2 separate regions of the Homo sapiens genome follow, and region 2 is linked to region 1. Evidence: chromatin loops called from intact Hi-C (ENCODE). Cell type or tissue: GM12878. All regions are shown on one strand. Links, peaks and the distances in the headings refer to the core of each region. The heading gives the core; the rest is flanking DNA.

Region 1 (8,340 bases), core at 130-8,129:
TTCCTCTCGTGAGGTGCCATATGTGCTCAAAAACCTTTGAGAGATTTTGCTTAGTGATCTACACCAGCTTCTTTTCTTTGTTCTCTTTAATACTCAGCAAGATTAAAATATCAGCCCAGTACTCCATAGAACCTGTAGAGTGCAGGTTACTTCCAACCACAGTGTTTGGACTAATTCCAGTATAACATCATTGCAAAGCGCATGCTTGCTGACTATGTAAACCAAGAAGGGAGTGTATAGTGTTTGTTTTGACAAGTTTGGCCCCACAGGGTTTGAGAATATGCTACTCTTGCTGTCTCAACCTTGGAAATTGGAACTATCATTAAAATAATAGTAAAAAATCATCTCCCCTTGCAAAGAGCTTCGGTGGCTTTTCCTTGCCTACAGGATCAAGTCTATCTTACCTAGCCTTTAAGGGCTCCCGTCCATTAGCTCTAATCACCTATCCTCTTGGCCACAGTGTTTGTTACAACGTGTCTATAAGCTTTTTCTCACAGAGTTCTATAACAAAATTAAAATTGAGGTCCAATTAGATCGAGAAACATATTCTAAGCTTCTCTAAGTATTCATACTGTACTTAACATAATAAAGGCTCTGAGAAGTCCTGCATTAAAGAAACTGGCCTGATTTCAGTTAATTCGAACTTATCCAACCAAATGAAGTGAACAACCAACCCAACCCCAAAGCAACTTTTGCCATTTGAGGCACAACCAACTGGAGAGACACTGTCGTAAAAGAAAAAATTATTCAATGAGACTAATTTATTTTCTCTTTCCAAATAACGTATGCCCCCACCCCTATTTCCTGAGTGTGTGCCTGTGCGTGTCTGTGTGTATGCGTGTGCATGAGTTTTCTCAAGTTGACCACATCCCTGGTCCTCCTTCCCCTAGGAATCCTTTTCTCCCACATTTTGACACACCCACACTGTGCCATTTGAGCCTCTCCTGTCATGTCTAGCAGACGATGACTTTCTCCCTGACCGAGATGGCTTCAGCCCTTACTATCTTATATGTCCTGCCGTTTACACCTGGTATCACATCAGTTCTCATTTTTACATATGCAAATTGCCAGTCTAAGTTCTTGAAATCATCAATCACTGTTCAGTTCTTTAAAAAATGGATCAACTTTGTAGTCAGGCTGTCGGATGAGGTCTCACAGCCCAACCTCTTCTCACTGGTGGCCTTGCTTTGGGCAAGTCTTTCCCCTCAGGGCCTCAACATCACAGTCTGAACATTCCTTATGGATTTGCTATCAGTATAAAGTAAGATACTTTTTTTTTTTAATGAGACAGAGTTTCGTTCTTGTTGCCCAGGCTGGAATGCAATGGCGTGATCTTAGCTCACTGCAATCTCTGCCTCCCAGGTTCAAACAACTCCCCTGCCTCCGCCTCCCAAATAGCTGTGATTACAGGCACCCACCACCACAACCAGCTAATTTTTTTGTATTTTTAGTATAAATGGAGTTTTCACCATGTTGGCCAGGCTCGTCTCTAGCTCCTGACCTCAGGTGATCCGCCCGCCTCGGCCTCCCAAAGTGCTGGGAAGTAAGATACTTTATGTGAAGGATCTGGCATACAGAGGACACTCAATAAATATCATTAATATTGTTGTCATGTCGCTCCCATGATGCCTAGCCTTTTATAGTTACTGAACGATTTTAGTCATTGGTTTAATTAATGGAATGATACTGTTTGCTCTCTGTAAAGTTCCTCAGCTTCTGTTATCCCATCTGTAACACACCAAGCAATAGGCATAGACAACGCAGTGGCGATGGGAATGTGCAAAGCATGTTGCAGGGATGAAAAGGGTGAGGGCTCTGGGACAGAAGCTGCAGGTGAGAGGGTCGAGAGGAGGTGGGGTTATAGCCAGCAAAGGGCTTTGAGGGTTAGCGCTGCCCCACTACACAGGCCACTCGGTCGTTTCTCTAACCAAGCGCCATGAGAATGGCACATGAACACCCTCTCGTCATTTATAATGTTTCTCTTTCTTGATCTAACAGGCCTGAACAATACGCTGATTTGATATTACACCATTCTGACAAAGAAAACGATATCGATTCTAAAAGGAATAGCGTGTTTTGTAATGTTAATGGCTTGAAACCTCTTTTTTCCCAATGCAGAATCTCTGTGAGAAAACAGTGGTCCTCATTAATGCCTTGCGCACAGACTCCTCATTGTTTTTACTTGTGCTATTTCTTTGCACTTGGATGCAGAAGCAATAAATTTCCAGGGAAATGAAACTCACTTATCAGATTTCCCAGCATCAAGTTTCATATTAGGAGTGAAAAAATCAGTCTAACTGGACTCAATATAGCTGTAAACCAATATATGTAAGCAGTATCAGAGATTAAGCCGTCATCGTTGCATTTGTGAGCTTCCCATTTCAATCTGGAAGGAATAACCATTTTCCTAGCTGTTATTTAATGATGTAAAATATTCCTTAAAACAATAAATCAAATCAATTCAGGCAACATTCAAAAGACCAAATATTGTTCTCTTTGAAAGAAAAGCATGAATCACATGAGCACATTTTCCCTCTAAAATGTTAATTTCTTAAATTTTAAAGGGAGTAATACTTTTACTCTTTTAGTGATGCTATCAAAGGTACTAAAAATCAGTTTATAAGGCAATCTGAAGATTCTCATTTAGCAAAAAAGTTCTTATTCCAAAGTCTTTGCTTTTTTAATTCAAGATCAAGTTCTAACCAATATAATTTGCTTAAAATTATTTTAGTTTACTATAAGGCACTTCCCTTTTTACCAAGAAAATATTCAGAGTCTCATATAAAAATATAAAGTTATTATTAAAATATGCAGCAATAACCGCGAATGAATTTATGTTTATCATTGCCCTGCTCGTTTGGTGAATGGGGAATGACTGAGATGCACTATAATTATTGGTTTCTCTATTTTATGTTTGGATTTTTACAAACATGCACATACAAACACAAATGCACACAATAAATGTATGTACAAGTTATTGCATATACTATGTATACTTAAAATTCTAATTAAAGCAGTTAGCTATGACTCTCATTTAGCAGCACGTAAAATGAGTAATTATGCTTGTTGAAAGAGGCTACGAAACAGCCTTAGCAACTGTGAAAGAGCATCTCATAGATCTGCAACCTTTAAACCAAAAAGTTGGTAGAGAGAAAAATCAGAAAGTAAAAACCAAATGTGATATCTTACCAGTGCTCTCTCTGCAAGTGTGCTGTGATGTATTGTTTATAAGCGATGTTTTCAACTTATAGTGCAAGAGTCCAGCGTCCTTCCTGCAAAAGCACATGCCTGCAGATTTAACCAAAATTTTCAAAGATTCAAAACGTGATAGCCATTTTATGAATACCTTCAATCCAGAGCATCTGCACAGTGTCTAAATTGAACATTTAGACAAATAATTTTAATTTTAAACTCCTCTTTAAGGAAAAACTTTGTTTAAAAAAAAAACACTTAAGGACCTAATTGTACACAAAAGATACTGTTCACAGACATTTATGCATTTGTAGTTTAGAAGAATGTTTTAAGATCATATATAAAATTATTTTGTACAATGGAATAAAAGAGAAAATAAGAAAGAAAAACAAAAACGAAAACAAGAAGATCCGTGCTGTGGCGAAAGAGGAAATAGAAACGGTTGAAGTTCTAACTCACTGGGCACTTGCAGCTCACCTCTGTTGAACAACTGGCCTTGAGAACTTTGTCAGTTACGTTTTATTCCACAAGTTTGTTGTTTCTGAATCCTCATTTTCACTTTTATAGATGGTCAGACAAGGCTTAAATAGTGCATCGATTTATTGCTATATATCAATTTCTAAAACAACTTAACCAAATCGCACTTATTGTCCTTTAATTAATATGTGCTCTTTAAACTTTATTTTTTTCTTTAAATATAGTCATTGCAGTTACAAATCTGCCCAGATCTCCAAATTCACCTACAGAGTGCCCAGAAAGTCCACCGTTCCCTTTCTGATCTCTGCCACTAGGAGGCACTGCAGCCTGCTTTATGAAGGGGATGAAATCTGGCGAAGTGAATATTCCACACAACTATGGCTCCGGTGTCATTCCCTATTTAATGGCTGTCAGTGAGGGGGAAAGACAACGCGGCGGGTAATTAAAACCAAATTGCAGGCAGGAGATGACTGCACAAGAATGATATTGTCATTAATACTGATTTAACATGCACCTGGGTAAGGTGAGGGAGTGCGGCAAGGGAATTCACACTGAAGCCAGGGTTGCCTGATTTAAAGATGTAGTGTTTCCAGCTGAAGCATGTTTAAAAACTGAATAAAACCATCATATTATGACAGCAGAAATAAAATGGAAACAAATGTTCTACATATGTCTGTAAAGAAAAAAAAACTTCTATTTGTTGTAGCTTCGTGGACGGAGCATGTGCCTCCTCTTCTGAAGTTCAAAAGTATTTTTGCAGAAGGCTTTCTTCCCCTGTTGTTGGCTTCTCCTGAATAGGTTTGTAATCTGCTCATGTAGTTTTCTGTTTTCACAAGACTGTGGAGCTAGAACATTTTGGGAGAGATATTTACCCCATGGGACTCAGGATTTTCCAATCATGAACACCTTGCTGAGGCCATTGAAATCTAGGACTGAAAGCTTGTCAAAGGTGTGGGCAATATTGTTAATAGTATGAAGCAGGTGGCTCACTAAAGTGAATTCCAACCCCCCCCCCCCCAAAAAAGAAGAGGATTTCTCATCTTAGCATCCCTGAAATCTCTTTAAAAATTTTAATGATAAATGGCAAAACCCAGGAAACAACCACTAATCTAAGTTCAAATTAAGTAGTCTATTTTACTTAACATACGTAAAATAATCTAGCTAATATCTTTCCATATTCACTAAAAATTTCCATATTATGGCTTAGGCTAAATTTTACATTTGTTGTCAGAGGAAAAATATCGTGGTCTAGATCATGTACAAATTAAAAGCAACCTCCTATTTAAAGGGTTATTGGATGTTTCAGGCAGAAAATGTGCCGAAGATTCGTTTACAATGGTTGCAGTTCACCCTACCATGTCCAGAGTTTGCTCCTTCCGGTGGATTCGTGGTCTCGCTGACTTCAAGAATGGAGCCCCGGACCTTGGCTGTAAGTGTCACAGCTCTTAAAGATGGCATGGACCCAAAGAGAGAGCAGCATTAAGATTTATTGTCAAGAGCGAAAGAACAAAGCTTCCACAGACGGGAAGCGGACCTGCGCTGTTTGCCGTTGCTGGCTGGGGTAAGCAGCTCTTATTCCCTTATTTTTCCTGCCCATGTCCTGCTGATTGGTCCATTTTACAGTGTGCTGATTGGTCCATTTTACAGTGTCCTGATTGGTGCATTTTACAAACCTCTAGCTAGCTACAGAGCACTGATTGGTGCGTTTTACAATCCCAGCTACAGAGTGCTGATTGGTGCATTTTACAATCCTCTTGTAAGACAGAAAAGTTTTCCAAGTCCCTCCACCCAGAAGTCCAGCTGGCTTCACCTCTCACGACATTGAAAACGCTGTTCTGATTGATAAATCTCCTTCTGGTTTCACCTTAAATGAAATGTGTGCATTATAGAAATTGTTACCCTTCTGCCCAGCTCCAAAAGAGATGAATCATTAGGGATGTCATGAAGATTTTTAATCACATCATAAAGAAAGTAAATTCAAAGAGCATTCGTTCGGCAATAAAGAACATATTATTGAGAAAGAGCTCACTAAACAAGGTCAGGTAGGGAAAAATGATCAAATGTCATGGCTGCTGGATCTAGACCATGAGAGTTTTTTTCATGCCCAAATCATGATTTACAGAACAGTGATCAAATCTTCTAAATTTATTCCACAATACTTGGCTATTTACATTTTTAACGGGTTTTACATTTACAGATCTTTTATTTATCTATTTGTTGGTTTGTTTCATTTCTTCATTTTTGGAGATGGTCGCTGGACTCAGGAGCAGGTAGACATATAAAAAGCGCAAGTAAGCCTAATAACATTGAAAAATGGATAAAAGTTGGGACTTCTGCCTTTATGAAGCAGTACACATATTCTGTTCTATCACGGGATCCACTACTGGCTACTGAGATTTTAGAGGATTAAGTGAGAGATGGAAGAGAAAGTTTATTTCACTTGCCCTTTATAAAATGTCAAAGACAATTTTCTCCAAGAAGGAAATTTCTGGAAACTGTGACACTTCCTGGATGATCCAACCTGCCCATTCAGGCCAGGGGCTCTTTGATACCGGAAACCCAAGGCAGAAGAAGCTGCCCTTTGGATGCCAGACAGAATTTTGTTTTCCAATTCAGTTTTCACATTTGCACTGAAGACATCAGTGAAGCTCATCTCCACTCAAGTATGTGAATTATCTAGGATCAGTGGCTCTTATTGGGGAGTGGTGGAAGAAGATCCCAGTGGTCTCAATGGAGAAATAATTTTGGAAATGATGAGTATCCTCACATTTCAAGCTGTACAATGACTGCACGGTACGTGAAAGCCCAATTGTTAAGGAAACTTGCTGACGTGAGTGAAAGGGACAATTATTTGGACAGAAAAGGATGCTTTGCTATAATTAATATTGACTTAGGAACAGCTACACGTGGCAGGTCCCCTTGTTCTGACTGGTCTGTACCAGGGCACATGTGTTGGAGACATGCACAGTTACAAAAGGATCAGCATTTAAGCTCTCTTTCCGATTTTCACCCCATTTACTTTTGGATGAAACCTGGCACTCACAATCTCTTGAACTGTTCTCCCAGGTTGACGGTGTAACAAATATAATTTTTCAGCAAGATGGCTGCTGCCAGAAGCAGGCTCAGAAATGTCCATTTTAATTAAACATTTTACTTTCAATTACATTTCACAGTTTGCACATGGTGACACACGCTTTCATCACAAGGACTTTCAGATTGCTACATTAGTACTGTCTTCCTATGCAGGGAAATGTGTGTCAGTGAAAATTACTCACATATGAAAAACACACTTTTTCCTTTGACTCGATCTATGGGAATTTATTTACAAAAAGAGAATAGTAGTAGCTATTTCTAGACTTCTGGCCAGATTTTGAGGTGTTCAGTAGCAGGGAGCCCCCAAACTGATAAAGGGGCAATGGTGTGATAACTTATAGCAGAAGAAACCTGTGTTTTGTTATGTATACTCTTTCTTGATATGAGAAAAATATATGGCTATGCAACTTTACTGATGTTTCTGTGCCAAGATAAGTTATTTTAAAAAACAATTTTCACTTAAAAGTATCCAAAATTTATAAAGTACCCCTAAAAGCAAATTAACCAGATTTGATTCCTATCCTCCAGAAGCTTATAATACAAAGCATACACTCACACAGACATGTATTTTTTTTCAAAATGATACATAAACACATATTTCAAGAACCTTTTTAGATGTCTCCAGATTAGGAAAATATCTTTACTGCAACAAGATAGTAAACTCATTGGTGGCTCTTTCCGGAGCACACCACTTGAATAATTTATCATTCCAAGAACGCAGGGAAGAACTTTTTGTCAGTGTGCAGGTTATACATTTCTTTTTAAGCAGGTAAAATTGGGGAATAGTGCAGCCCAGGCATCGTTTTTTAAGTATTCATCTGAGATGGGAGTCCTGGAGAGAAAACAGTTTGCGAGAGACCTCTTCACATTGTTTTAAGTGAAATATCTTGGGCGATCGTCCCCCCATCTTAGAGATTTAACTAGAAATTAAGCAAGAGCTGAAATTCTCCTGGACCAAATGCTCTCTGCCGATTCCCCTACAAATAAGCCTCCATGGCAATTTCTTGGTTAGAGTAAGCCTAGGAGGGAACTATGTAGAGGAAAAGAAAGGTTTAATTTGGTTCTTTCAGTTTCACTTTTGAACACTGTTTTTTCTTCCTTTATAAATGTATTATTATTAAATTATATTAAATGTGTCAGTCTGCCTTTCTTTCCTTCTTTCCTCCCTCCCTCCCCTCCCTCCCTCCCTTCCCTCCCTTCCTTCCTTTCTTCCTTCCTTGCCTCCTTCCTTCTTTCCTCTCTTTCGTCTTTCCTTCCTTTCTTCTTTTATTTCTTCATAAAAAGTAGGCTCAGAAAAATATATTTGTATATGATTTAGTTATTTGTTTCACATGATTTCCACATTAGTAGAATTATCTCAAAGAGAACTGAGAGGTCAGCTTTTACAGGATATTATATTATAAAATTCATATTTTTGTCATGGAGGGGGACGCATGCTTGCATTTAATTCTGAAAGGAACACATTAAGAAAATATCTTCACAGAATGTAGATATAATAATTCTAAAGTTAGAAAAGTATTCAAAAAACTTACCAGTATAACTGTGAATGATGCTAGGACTAAATTCAAGATTAGCCCA
Region 2 (8,340 bases), core at 316-8,315, 740 kb after region 1:
AGCCATGACTTAACTTTGTGTTAACCAGCCCCCAACTGCAGAGTTTGATCCCTGCCTGACCTGAGATTCAGTTGCTATAACCTTTGCACAGCTCACCTGCTCCTCCTCCAGCCCCCAGGAGTGGATCAAACAGCCACCCAGTCCAGCCATTCTCAGCAACAGAAACTAAGCTAGGCCTGATCTATATCCTCACTATAACAACAGCTTAGAAATAGTTTTGTGGCCCTACTACTAGAGACCACCTTCAAGGTGGATAGCAATACCTCTTTATATAATAGTCTCTACTAAGCAATCAATCCTTCAGCCCTGAATTTCACTAATATGTAATTTGCATTTCTCCACCTTATCTTACAAGGTTCTCATGAGAGACCACATCAGTTGTCTTTCAGAAGTTCATACACACTTCATCTCCCTGACACGTAACCATATCCAAAAAGGAAATGAAGTTATTAATCTGGCAAGGTTTATACTCAGCGAATCCATCCTGGCTTCTAAGACCACCACTTCCTTTTGTCAAGGGCTCACAAACCGTCCTCTTAATAATCCATTCCAGAGTTTCACTCAGGATTGACATTAAGCTCGCAGGTCTATAGTATGCAAAATCCCCTTTCCCCTTTTTCAAAAGCTGGGACTGTGCATGTCAGCCTCCTGTCTCTCAGCACCTCCTCCCCTTCATGAAAGGCAGCTAATGGAGGATTTGCCTAATGTCTCTTAATGAGAGAGTGCACAGTCAGGATTAGTAGTCAGCAGACCGTGAGCGTCCAGCCTTTTGCTTCTCCTTTTCAGCCATGACGATTTCCCCACCCTCTTTTTCCTTGAGATTAGAGCTCTCTACCAGAATTGCCAAGTGCAAGATTTCTTTACAAAAAATAGGCCACCTTCTCTCTCCCCTTGATGTGCTTCTCCTAGGGAATTGGAATAGGAGGCAGAAGGGGGAACTGGGGCCCGAGGCCTCCGTGTGCACACAGCACAATCCTAGAGCTCCGGGGAGGAGCGGTCTGTGGTGTTGTCTTGGCTGCAGCCGATTGGTAATGCCTCAGTTCATTTTCAAATTCAATGTTGGGAAACGATTTTACCTGGAAGTCCTCTAAACCTGAATCTGAAAGAATTAGGGGGTGGGGGTCACTTCTGTGCAAGTGGCAAGTTGGAAATTCCCTGCAATTCCCATAGTCCAAACATCCACATGTATCTGAAAACCTGGACCCTCTGGGTTGGTCTAATTGGACAGAGCTGCCTTCCTGTTGACTTTCTTTCCATTTTCTTATGTGAATACCTTCATCTTTAAGTGTCAGTCCAATTCTCATTTCACATTTTTAAATCCCAACTAACTTAGCATAAGCTAATTAGAAAATCCACACTATACCACCTTTTAGGGCTCAATTACACAAAAATCAGAGTGGCGCTGGGCATATGTCTCAGCAAAATAGATTTCCAAATTGGTGTAAAGTGTACTTAATATTGATAGCTCTGTAATTTCCAGAAGAGTTCAGAATCAGAGTGATGTAATTAGGTTTTATTTGAAGTTTTTCTTTAGATTTAAAAGGAAAAAGAAGGGGGAAAATCAATATATTACCTGGCTAGGAAGTAAAAGTAAGTGAATCACCCATCTGTCTTAATTTATTTCATGAACTGAGGAGAATAATATTCACCTCTCTGGATGATGTTTTACATCATGAATAGATACAGTACTAATTTTTAAAGGCTAAATTTAATGTTTCCACAAAACAGAAATAATGTTTTTCAGTCCTGGCTCACAATATAATTTAGTACAGAAATGACACATAAAATATGTAGGCAACCTTTTATGTCGTCTATATACTTAATACTTCCTTCACTTTGTGCCACAGTATGGATCTTATGAGAGAATAAGTACCTTTTTATAAACAACAACAGCAACAAAGAAAAATAACAGACCAAAAAATAAAATGTGTGTTCCTCTTGTGAGGGAGGAGAAAAAGAACAATTTGTTGAGGAAAGAGGGCACGAGATTTAAAGGGGACAATTTGATCTGAGCCACCTTCCTTTGGTGTTGAGCTGAGAAAGATCATTAGCAACTCTAAGACTCTTGTTTTTATCATGAATACTGTGGTCGTTACAACACACATTTAATGTACTAGTCAGCTGTTGCTGCAACTGTGTTCTGTAACAAACAACCCCAAGCCTCAGTAGCTCATAGCACCATAACTTATTTCACACTCATGTAGATGGTGTAGATTGGCTGAGGTTCAGCTGATTTCTGCTGACCTTAACTGAGCTCTGCTACTGCAGACCTTGGGTCAAGTGGAGATTTGCTCTCCAGTTTTTCATTCTGGGACCCAGGCTACAGGAGTAATGGCTACCTGGGGCACACCCTTTTCATGGAAGAAGTCAGAAACTCAAGTAGGGTAAAGAGAAGAAGCCTCTTCCAGCAGCAGTTGCTGAAGAAAAAGATAAAACCCACACCCACATTCTATGGACCAAAGCAAGTGAGCAAGTGTCTTGGCCAAGCCCAACATCAACGGGATGGAAAAGTGTATTCCACGCATAGAGAGCATGAAAAGGGTGGGAGAGAAGGCAAATATGAGCATGAGGATCAGTCTATCACACTCCACACACCTATTATAAGGAGGTTCAAATGAGTTACGGTATATAAAGCACCAAGCACCTAACAGGCACTCAAAATATGGTAGCTATTATTGGCCATCTAATTATGTGATTAAGCTGTCTTTAAATTACCAACACATTTCTCAACCCCAATTATGCTGAGCCTTTACAGACTGGCATTATAATTGCTTGATACTCGGCTATAAAGGGAGTGACTTCTTGCCAAAGAAGTGTGTTGCCCATTTGAAGCCACACACATCAATACTATGGATTTGGCCACAATACAGGCTGAGGAATGTGTCTGGAATTGGCATATCTTGGTTACAAGAAGAATCAACCAGCTTATACTTTCTCACACTTACCTGGACAGAAATGAACGGATAGCTGCCCTTTCCATAGTCAGCTGGTGAAACTGTTACAAGTTGTGCTGCTGAAAAAATGAATCAATGCAAATTGTTACGATTTTTGGAGTGTCTGGCGGAGCTATCACTAGGTGAGACTTCACTAGATTGAGAACTTCCTTTTTTGTGAGTTGGCGTTTTTCCATTTGTTTATTAAATTTTTATGCTGTTTTCTGCTTGGAAGCAAAAGATAAGTTTAGGAAATGCAATCCCTTTAGAACATTCTGGGCAGGCAAAAGTAGACCTGAGATCTTGTCCAATTCTGACTCATTTCTCTCACAAGTACATCTCTTTTTTTTTTTTTTTTTTTTGTGAGACTGAGTCTCGCTCTGTTGCCCAGGCTGGAATGCAGTGGCACAATCTCAGCTCACTGCAAGCTCCGCCTCCCAGGTTCAAGCCATTTTCCTGCCTCAAGCTCTGAGTAGCTGGTGGGACCATAGGCGCCCACCACCACACCCGCGTAATTTTTTGTATTTTTAGTAGAGACGGGGTTTCACCATGTTAGTCAGGATGGTCTCGATCTCCTGACCTCGTGATCTGCCCGCCTCGGCCTCCCAAAGTGCTAGCATTACAGGGGAGCCACCGCACCCGGCCACAAGTACATCTCTTAATCTCTTTGCCTCCCTCTGCTCAACTATAGAGTTGGCTTAGAAAATCTTTGCAATCCCATCAATGTCAAAAATTCTATGATCCTAATTCCTGCTCAAGTTAGAAAGCTCCCCAGCAGAGACGTAGCTCTGATATAGAGGGGACATCAGTTGCCAAGGCACCATTAGTTTAAAGGACACCCACAGGCAAAAATCTTGGTGGAGCATTCAATCCAAAGGGTTTTACTGAGTTATCATTGAATTTTTTTTTTTTTTTTTTTTTTTTTGCCATTCTTTTCTGCTACCAACACTTGACCTCCAATACATACCCCAAGCCTGTCCATGCCTCTCTATCCCTGCTGCGGCCACCTGGCCCAACCTTACCCCCTCTCATCTAGAAGCAGCAGAGCCTCTTCCCTGGCCTCCCTGATCCCACTTTCACCCCACCCAGACTGTTCCCCATCCAGAGGCCAGAATGCTGTTTATAAAATAAAAATCAGATCATCCCCTCTTTGCAGTAAGTCTTCCTCTTATTCCTAGGATAAATTTCCAAGGCTTCCATGGTCTTCAAGGCCCTACAGCACCCAGGGCCTGACTTTTTCTCAGTCCTTTCCCCACCCTTATTCCCTGAGCTATAGTTGCAGAGGACTTCTTCTGGTCCTTGACCATGATGAACTCATCTCGGGTCTTTTATTCCTCCTTTCTCTCTACCCTGATTTTCCCCTCAACTCCAATGTCTCCTCAGAAAACTTTCTTGACCATCCTGTGTAATGCATCCTCCTCTCCATCCCCAGCCTCTACTATGTTACATTTTTTAGACCCCTTATCCATGCAAAATGGTCTTGCTTATTTGCCTGTTTGGTTTTTACCTAACACAAGAACACAAGCTAAACTGGTCCCTGCTATATGCTGAGCAGCTAGAATATTACCTAGAATGTAGTCCATACTCAACAAATAACTGTCCAATAAATGAAGAAATCAGTGAGTTGAGCTGGCACACACATGATCTCCCCAGCTCCGAAATAAGGAGAGTTCATATCCCAGTGGCCCTTTGAGTGATTGGAGTGGGTTCTCCCTAGAACAATAAAGTGAAATAGTAACACTAGCTAGTTCTGCCTCATAAAGTGAGCAAAGACTCCAGAATGTTCTGAGCTACAGAAGTGGGGTCCAGGTAGACTTCACTAAGGTCAACACACAAACCATTCAATGTTGGAGAGATTTCTCAGCCACACGGAAAGGAAAGACTCAAGCACTCAAAGAATCCGGACAGTGAGAATCAAGAGAAATCATGAGAGAGTCACAGGTGTGACCCAGCTTAGCCCTCCACCTCTCGATGGACTCTCTCAGCCTTGGCTTCCTCATCTCTGAAATGGGAATAATAACAATCATGGGCTGGGCGTGGTGGCTCACGCCTGTAATCCCAGCACTTTGGGAGGCCGAGGCAGGTGGATTGCTTGAGCCCAGGAATTCGGGACCAGCCTGGGTAACATGGCAAAACCCTGTCTCTACTAAAAATACCAAAAATTAGCTGGGCGTAGTGGTGAATGTCTGTAATCCCAGCTACTTGGGAGGCTGAGGTGGGAGAATCACTTGAACCTGGGAGGTGGATGTTGCATTGAGCTGAGATAGTGCCACTGCACTCCAGCCTGGGCGACAGAGTGAGACCCTGTCTCAAAAACAAAAAACAAACAAACAGAAAAGAGGCCAGGCGTGGTAGCTTATGCCTGTAATCCCAACACTTTGGGAGGCCGAGGTGGGCAGATCACCTGAAGTCAGGAGTTCAAGACCAGCCTGGCTAACACGGTGAACCCTGTCTCTACTAAAAAATACAAAAATAAAAAATAAAAATAGCCTGGCATAGTGGCAGGTGTCTGTAATCTGAGATACTGGGGAGGCTAAGGCAGGGAGACTTGCTTGAACCCAGGAGGCAGGGGTTGCAGTGAGCCGAGATCCCACCACTGGACTCCAGCCTGGGTGACAGAGCAAGACTCTGTCACCAAAAAAAATAATAATAATAAGTAAATAAATAAATAAATCATCATTGTCAGCTGATGGACTTGTTGAAAGAGCTAAATCAAATATATGAGAAGAGGCTCTAGTACATAAGATGTATTCCTTATTTCTTTTTAGAAGATTACATCAGTTAAGATGCTTTTGGCAGCAAGTACACCCCTAACTGAATGAGGTTTAAACAACAGGAACTTATGTGGTTCACGTAGCCTGAGGACAGAGGAGATGGTCTCAGAGGACAGAGGAGATGGTCTCAGAGCCCAGCAGCCTCAGGTGGACTTGCTCGAGATTTTCTCCACCTTCCCCGCATAGGTACAAAATCCCCTCCAAGGTATCATCAGTCCTCAGGTCTCCCATGACAAGTGCTAAAGGAAGGGAAGGCACTACTTCTAGGTCTCTCGCCCTCTCTATCTTTCTCCCTCCCGCAAGCAGTATCTTGGATATTTTTCTTTGATTCCTTTGATGCCTACCTTCCACCCTCCTCCTTCTCTGTGCCCTAGCAGCTGGTCTTCCTGGGCTGGGGTGGGCTCTTCTGACCCCTGGCTTCCTGTTGCCTTTGGCTCCCTCACTGCAGGCCACCCTCTCCCCCAGCCAGGCTGGTCTCTTTCAGTTCCAATAACCATTCCCCATTCGCCCTTTCAGCCCAAGAGTGGCCATGGCTCCCTCATGATTCCAGCCCCACAGAGGATTCCCTCAGCCATCCTTAGGCTTTCCTTCACCCTGCCCCAATCTTTGTAAATAGTCTGTTTATGAAAGTATCCTTCATTGCTCTGTCTGAGTGAGCCTCTGTTTCCTGCTGGGCCCCTGGCTGAAACAGAAAAAATCATCTTTCTCAGAGGCTATCCAACACTCCCATCCCTCCCCCTGCCTGCCCCGCCTGCTCGCCCTCTTCAAGAAAGTCTTTCCTTCAGGTCTCAGTCTCTAGGCTTGGACCATGCAAGGGAGCCTGGAAAAGCAAGTATCTGACATTTCCTGGGAGAGTGGGGTGGTTCTTGGTTGGCAACCAACAGTGTCGGCCTCACGACACTTTGATTCTTGATCAAGAGAAGAAACAATGTCTATAGGCAGGGGGTGTGGCTCCCAGTTTTTTGGCAGCAAACTTTTGTGGGTCACGGTTTGCCAGCAGTTATTGTGGTTACGGTGGTGGTGAGCAGCAGGAAATTGCTCCAGAGAGAGGCGGAAGGGACAACAGAAGGCTGCCAGTCACCTGCTGCAGGCCCATGGAAGCACCCTCACAGCACCAGCGGCAATGAGAAATTGCTGACTTTATTTGGGAAGTCGGAAACTCAGATCCTCATGATCAAGTGTTTCCTTTCAAACCAAGACCCAAAAGGCAAATGTGCATTAGTTGTCATCGTTGTTTTGCTCATGATCTTTCCTTTGGGTCCCCACACATTCAAGGCACAAGATTCTTTGGCCAGAGGTAGAAGGTGTGTCACTTGCATTTGCATGCATAACACATGTATGATTAACTCTTAACTAGCATGAGCTAACGAAGGCATCTGAGACAAGTCAGAGCATGGTGGGGATATCAGATGGCCATCTATTTTGATACAGTGTGGTCCTGACATCTTTTTGTTTTGTACACATGGTGTGATGTCTGTTTGGAATGGCCCAGACAGTAAGCCATCCTGTCCTCGGCCTTAATAAGTAGTTTTATTGTTCTTGTTGCTGTGTTTTGTTTTGTTTTGTTTTGTTTTTTTAGGGAAAGAGTCCTGGCTCTTAGCCATAATGGACAAAAGGAACAAGTTCTTAATGTAAAATAAGCCAGACTAGGAAACATAGTCTCTTTTGTAGAGACAAGGTCTCTTGTCTTAATTAGCTGGATGTGATGACAGGTGCCTATAGTCCCAGCTGCTTGGTAGGCTGAGGTGGGAGAATCCCTTAAGCCCAGGAGTTTGATGTTGCAGTGAGCTATGACTGCACCACTACACTCCAGCCTAGGCAACAGGGTGACATCCTGTCTCAAAATACAAAATAAAATAGGAATATATTTGGCCATTGAACACATATTGTCTGTCCAGCCACCTTGGATGTAAACTTGACTTCCATGATTTCTCCTTTGTTCACAAGAGCGACAAAGGTTGCTAAGTAGGCACAATACGTTATATATATTTATACATATTATATATTTATCTTGTATATTGAATGTGTCTCCTACTAAAAGGCAAGCACAGGGTTTGTGTTTCGTTATACATATTTATATATATTATATATTTATCTTGTACATTGAATGTGTCTCCTACTAAAAGGCAAGCACAGGGTTTGTGTTTCATTATACATATTTATATATATTATATATTTATCTTGTATATTGAATGTGTCTCCTACTAAAAGGCAAGCACAGGGTTTGTGTTTGTTTGTTTTTTGTTTTTGAGACTGGGCCTTGCTGTGCGGCCCAGTCTGGAGTGCAGTGGTGCAATCTGGGTTCACTGAAGCTCCTGGGCTCAAGCGATTCTCCCACCTCAGCCTCCTGAGTAGCTGGGACTACAAGTGTGCACCACCACCCCCAGCTAATTTTTTAATTTTTTTGGAGAGACCGGTTTTCGCCATGTTATCCAGGCTGGTCTCAAACTCCTGAGCTCAAGCAATCAGCCTGCCTTGGCCTCTCAAACTGCTGGGATTACAGGCATGAGCCGCTGCACCCAGCCAAGGTATTTTTGACTGTTGTGTTTCCTGCTGCATTTTCAGTACCTAGAATGGTAACTGGTTCTGTACGCATTTGTTCATTGTAGGACTACACAGGTGGATGAATGAAC

What was found. A loop is a pair of places that touch in the nucleus more often than their neighbours do. Peaks named below come from ENCODE experiments on the same cell type or tissue, not always from the same donor. Only the 100,000 strongest peaks of a DNase experiment are listed, where the experiment ranks them.
Region 2: a loop joins it to region 1, with 6 times the contacts of the local background. A loop is called at or near these places in 3 of 110 quality-filtered maps.

The regions. Positions count from the first base shown.
Region 1 is chr15:97,231,169-97,239,508 of GRCh38, reverse strand. It overlaps LINC02253 (long intergenic non-protein coding RNA 2253), which reads right to left and starts at 5,217. Exons shown (of 8, transcript NR_183855.1): 1 at 5,025-5,217; 2 at 3,190-3,288. In GM12878, for the core only: a CTCF peak has its summit at 3,986 (motif pointing right); no DNase peak of the experiment used is centred there.
Region 2 is chr15:96,493,085-96,501,424 of GRCh38, reverse strand. No RefSeq gene overlaps it. Among named protein-coding and RNA genes, the nearest start is that of SCDAL, 150 kb to the right of the region's middle. In GM12878, for the core only: no CTCF peak of the experiment used is centred there; no DNase peak of the experiment used is centred there.